2 separate regions of the Homo sapiens genome follow, and region 2 is linked to region 1. A link is an interaction called in ENCODE POLR2A ChIA-PET data of the cell type or tissue named here. Cell type or tissue: CD4-positive, alpha-beta T cell. All regions are shown on one strand. Links, peaks and the distances in the headings refer to the core of each region. The heading gives the core; the rest is flanking DNA.

Region 1 (2,721 bases), core at 1-2,500:
GATTACACACATGAGCCACCACACCTGGCCTGCCCTTGATTTTATGAGAAGAAAAACCATTAAAACTATTCAACCACAGGAAGCATGTATGGATTTTTAAAAATGGAAAATAGCTTAAATATAAAGATAAAAGATGAGCATGCTACAAATGGAGAAATGGGATATTTTTACCACAGTCTTTAAGTTGGACATCTGTAGTGTATTTCATCACTTGTTAGAGATTGTTGATTACCTGACTCAGAGACTGGGAAGGACAAAAACTTACTGCTCCCTTCTACTTATGGCCACTCAGATGTGAGGGTGTTACTGCCAATGTCTATCAGTGGTCTGATGCCCCTGAGCAACTGGGAGAAGAGTAGTTTATACCTGGGCTGCTCTCCAGAGACTTGTTTATCTGCTTCTTCACTGGTGTTAAACTGTTGTAGGCTGGGTGCGGTGGCTCACACCTGTAATCCCAGCACTTTGGGAGGCCGAGGCGGGTGGATCACTTGGGGCCAGGAGTTCGAGACCAGCCTGGCCAACATGGTGAAACCTTGTCTCTACAGAGAATACAAAAATTAGCCAGGTGTGGTGGTACACGCCTGTAACCCCCCCCCCACCCCACCCCCGCCCCCGTTACTTGGGAGGCTGAGGCAAGAGAATCCCTTGAACCTGGGAGGTGGAGGTTGTAGTGAGCCAAGATAGTGCCACTGCACTCCAGCTTGGGCGACAGAGCAAGACTCCACCTCACAAACAAAACACAAAGTTTTAATTGGGCAGAGCATGAATGTAATTAATTGCTTAGTGAAACACAAAAGACTTGACCCCACAATACAGACAACCATGATCACTTAAATAAAAAGTTTTTTAGTGGTCTGAAGTAATGGTATAATTACAGTATAATAGTTTACAATTTTAAAAAATTGTTGCTTTGACAAAGATGTAGCATCAATAGCAGTGTTAGTTGGTTATGTGGGAAATACTGATTTCCCAAAGTTCAGTTTGCACATATTTTCTGGAACAGTTAATTATAGTGAGGCCAGTGGATACCATAAACCTTAATTTTATGATGCAACAAAGAAATACTCATTAGAGGTAGATTAGCATAGATTTAAAAAAATAAGATGATACTGGCTGGGCACGGTGGCTCATGCCTATAATCCCGTCACTTTGGGAGGCCTAGGCGGGTGAATCACCTGAGGTCAGGAGTTCGAGACTAGCTTGGCCAACATGGTGAAACCCATCTCTACTAAAAATACAAAAATTAGCTGGGCATGGTGGCAGGCGCCTGTAGTCCCAGCTACTTGGGAGGCTGAGGCAGGAGAAGTGCTTGAACCTGGGAGGTGGTGGAGGTTGCAGTGAGCCAAGATTGCGCCATTGCACTCCAGCCTGGGCGACAGAGGGAGACTCTGTCTCAAAAAACAAAAACAAAAAAAAAGAGCTTGAGGCTAGTGATATCATTCCTGTTGTTTCTGTAGCAATGGAGGTGTCTTCAGCCTACTTCCTAGATGATGAAATTGAGGAACAGACCCAGGATGGAGGATTCTTGTTTCTGTTCCTCTTCTACCACCTACTACACTGTGCTGGTCTTATTCATAGTTTTGGTTGGGGACAGGTGTTTTTCATTCTCAAGACTGAGAGGAGGGAAAGAGCTTAGCATTGACTTTCTCAGGGCATAAGCTGATTGTGAGATGGAATAGTTTAGAGCCATATTTAGTGATTTCATTTTTAGAAAAAAATCCAATCCATTAAAAATGGCTAATAGAACTACCCAGATGGGCAAGTAAGTGGAAATTTTTGCTAGATATTGGGGAAGAAGGAGCAAGTCCAATTATATTCAGGAGACCTTGAAATTGCAGCATGCGTTTCCCTAAGTGGGCAGCCTCAGGAGTTCTGGTCATTTGCCCTGTGTATGAGTGTTCCTGTTTAGAGCATCTTAGTTTAGTGCCTTCCTAGCTTTATGTACACACAAACATTTTCTATTTATTCTGTCAATGCTTAGAGGTAGTGGGTCACTGTGTTTCTCTGGGTTGTTAAGTAAAAGCTGATACTGAGATGGAATCCACTGAAGAGCCAAATTGGATGATGCTTTAGCTGTGCTAGTTGAGTCCTGGCACACAGAGGAAAGGGTTCTCTTTGAGTTGGCTGCCTTCTCTGTAAGAAGATGCTGCTTAATCAGCAGAAGTAGGACCAAAGCCAGAGTGCCTTTTAGAAATGAAAGGCAGATTTTTTTTCTGGCAGTAATTTGCAGATGAGCCAGTACCACAGAGCTTTTTTTTTTGTTTGTTTTTGGATCAATTGGCAATCCAAATCATAAATGGGAAACAATTCCTTAATGTAACCCACTGGTTCTTTTGTTCAGTGAATAGTTGTGATGGGCTGTGTTTGGCAATTATTTCAGGTCATCCTAAGAGAAAAAACTCCCCTTTATGTAGGAAAATGCTTCCAGGTCATTCCTTGAGGATGTGATTGCTTCTAACATTGTCTCTAATTCAGGGGTATTTTTCTTTGCCGTGCTTTTTATGAAACAGTCTCATTCTGTCATCCAGGCTGGAATGCAGTGGCATGTTCTTGGCTTACTGCAACCTCTGCCTCCCCAGGTTCAAGTGATCCATCTCAGCCTTCCAAGTAGCTGGGCCTACAGGCACACACCACCATGCCGGGCTAATTTTTTGCATTTTTAATAGAGCCGGGTTTTCACCATGTTGCCCAGGCTGGTCTCGAACTTCTGAGCTCAAGTGA
Region 2 (3,030 bases), core at 210-2,709, 55 kb before region 1:
GATCCTGCTGTCTCTCCTTGTGGTATCCAGATATTGCCTGGTCTTGTCTTCCCCTTCAGTGATGGTCTCCCAGTCTCCACTGATAATCTTTTCTTTTTTGAGACAGTGCCTTGCTCTGTCACCCAGGCTGGAGTGCAGTGGTGTGATCTCAGCTCACTGCAACCTCCAACTTCCGGGTTCAAGCGATACTCCTGCCTCAGTTTCCCGAGTAGCTGGGATTACAAGTGTGCGCCACCACGCCTGGCTAATTTTTTGTGTTATTAGCAGAGAGGGGATTAGTCATGTTGCCCAGGCTGGTCTTGAACTCCTGAGCTCAGGGAATCCGCCCACCTCAGCCACCCAATATGTTAGGATTACAGGCATGAGCCACTGTGTCCAGTCTCCACTGATATCTTGATTCTCAAAATTCTTTTTTTTTTTTTCCTGAGATGGAGTCTTGCTCTGTCACCCAGGCTGGAGTGCAATGGTGTGGTCTCGGCTCACTGTAACCTCCGCCTCCCAGGTTCAGATTCTCCTGCCTCAGCCTCCTGAGTAGCCAGCACCGCAGGCATCCACCACCACTTCCGGCTAATTTTTGTATTTTTAGTAGAGACGGGGTTTCCCCGTGTTGGCCAGGCTGGTCTCGAACTCCTGACCTCAGGTGATCCACCCGCCTTGGCTTCCCAAAGTGCTGGGATTACAGGTGTGAGCCACCACTCCCGGCCATCAAAATTCTTAATTTAGCACCTCATAGAATAATGGGATTTTATGGCTGAAAGGGATTGTAGAAGTAATCTGGTTCTTTGGTCTTTCATTTTATTCTGATTATTTTTGAGACAGGGTCTTGCTCTGTTGCCCAAGCTGGGGTGCACTGACATTCTTATGGCTCACTATAGCCTCGACCTCCCTGGCCCAGGTGATCTTCCCACCTCAACCTTCTGAGTAACTGGGACTATAGGCACACACCACCATGTCCAGCTTGTTCTTAATATTTTTTTCATTTTTTTGTAGAGATGGGGTTTCACTATGTTGCCCAGGCTGGTCTCAAATTCCTGGCCTCAAATGATCTTCCTGCCTTGGCCTCCAAAAGTGTTGGGATTACAGGCGTGAGCACCTTGCCCTGCATGTTTTATTATGTTTAATAATGAGGCATTGAGGCCTAGGAAAGCTTGGTGATTTGCTGTGAAGTAAATACCAGGATAATGGCAGAACTGAAACTAGAACTGATGTCTCTAGAATCTTAATTCACGATGCTTCCTTTTTCACTGTGAAAGCACATGGTATGTTATTGAGAGAAATTACTATTTGCAAAGGTTGGCTCTTATTATGCTAGTAGTATTAGTCAAATGTCTGGGTTGTACTTGAGAAGGGAAAAATTAGTGTAGAAAGGTGTTTTCTGCCTTCAAAGATCTTCCCATTTTAAAGGTAAGAAAATCTTGCTGATAGCTGGCTGTCTCCTTTGGGTACAAATTCCTGCTTAAAAAAAAAAGCCAAATATATGGTTATTCTTTTTCTTTTTCTTTTTTTTTTTTTTTTTTTTTTGAGACGGAGCCTCATCTGTTGCCCACGCTGGAGTGCAGTGGTGTGATCTCAGCTCACTGCAACCTCTGCTTCCTGGGTTCAAGTGATTGTCCTGCCTCAGCCTCCCGAGTAGCTACAGATGAGTGCCACCACACCCGGCTAATTTTTTTTTTTTTTTTTTTTTTTTTTTTTTTTTTTTTAGACGGAGTCTCGCTCTGTCACCAGGCTGGAGTGCAGTGGCGCAACCTTGGCTCACTGCAACTTCCGCCTCCTGGTTTCAAGCGAGTCTCCTGCCTTAGCCTCCCGGGTAGCTGGGACTACAGGCGTGTGCCACCATGCCCAGCTATTTTTTTTTTGTAATTGATTTGTATTTTTTTATTTTTTATTTTTATTATTATACTTCAAGTTTTAGGGTACATGTGCACAACGTGCAGGTTTGTTACATATGTATACATGTGCCACGATGGTGTGCTGCACCCATTAACTCGTCATTTAGCTTAGGTATATACCAATGGAACAGAACAGAGCCCTCAGATATAATGCTGCATATCTACAACTATCTGATCTTTGACAAACCTGACAAAAAGAAGAAATGGGTAAAGGATTCCCTATTTAATAAATGGTGCTGGGAAAACTGGCTGGCCATATGTAGAAAGCTGAAACTGGATCCCTTCCTTACACCTTATACAAAAATTAATTCAAGATGGATTAAAGACTTAAATGTAAGACCTAAAACCATAAAAACCCTAGAAGAAAACCTAGGCAATACCATTCAGGACATAGGCATGGGCAAGGACTTCATGTCTAAAACACCAAAAGCAATGGCAACAAAAGCCAAAATTGACAAATGGGATCTAATTAAACTAAAGAGCTTCTGCACAGCAAAAGAAACCACCATCAGAGTGAACAGGCAACCTACAGAATGGGAGAAAATTTTCGCAACCTACTCATCTGACAAAGGGCTAATATCCAGAATCTACAATGAACTCAAACAAATTTACAAGAGAAAACAAACAACCCCATCAAAAAGTGGGCGAAGGATATGAACAGACACTTTCTCAAAAGAAGACATTTATTCAGCCAAAAAACACATGAAAAAATGCTCATGATCACTGGCCATCAGAGACATGCAAATCAAAACCACAATGAGATACTATCTCACACCAGTTAGAATGGCAATCATTAAAAAGTCAGGAAACAACAGGTGCTGGAGAGGATGTGGAGAAATAGGAACACTTTCACACTGTTGGTGGGACTGTAAACTAGTTCAACCATTGTGGAAGACAGTGTGGTGATTCCTCAAGGATCTAGAACTAGAAATACCATTTGACCCAGCCATCCCATTACTGGGTATATACCCAAAGGATTATAAATCATGCTGCTATAAAGACACATGCACACATACATTTATTGTGGCACTATTCACAATAGCAAAGACTTGGAACCAACCCAAATGTCCAACAATGATAGACTGGATTAAGAAAATGTGGCACATATACACCATGGAATACTATGCAGCCATAAAAAATG

Evidence for each region. Peaks named below come from ENCODE experiments on the same cell type or tissue, not always from the same donor. Only the 100,000 strongest peaks of a DNase experiment are listed, where the experiment ranks them.
Region 2: POLR2A ChIA-PET joins it to region 1 with 9 read pairs; 4 of 35 experiments call an interaction of 5 or more read pairs at or near these places.

What each region holds. Positions count from the first base shown.
Region 1 is chr7:77,335,178-77,337,898 of GRCh38, reverse strand. The region is part of intron 19 of GSAP (gamma-secretase activating protein); the gene reads left to right. Among named protein-coding and RNA genes, the nearest start is that of GSAP, 80 kb to the left of the region's middle. In CD4-positive, alpha-beta T cell, for the core only: no CTCF peak of the experiment used is centred there; a DNase peak (open chromatin) is centred at 1,508.
Region 2 is chr7:77,389,617-77,392,646 of GRCh38, reverse strand. The region is part of intron 5 of GSAP (gamma-secretase activating protein); the gene reads left to right. Among named protein-coding and RNA genes, the nearest start is that of GSAP, 25 kb to the left of the region's middle. RefSeq lists an enhancer at 1-104. In CD4-positive, alpha-beta T cell, for the core only: no CTCF peak of the experiment used is centred there; no DNase peak of the experiment used is centred there.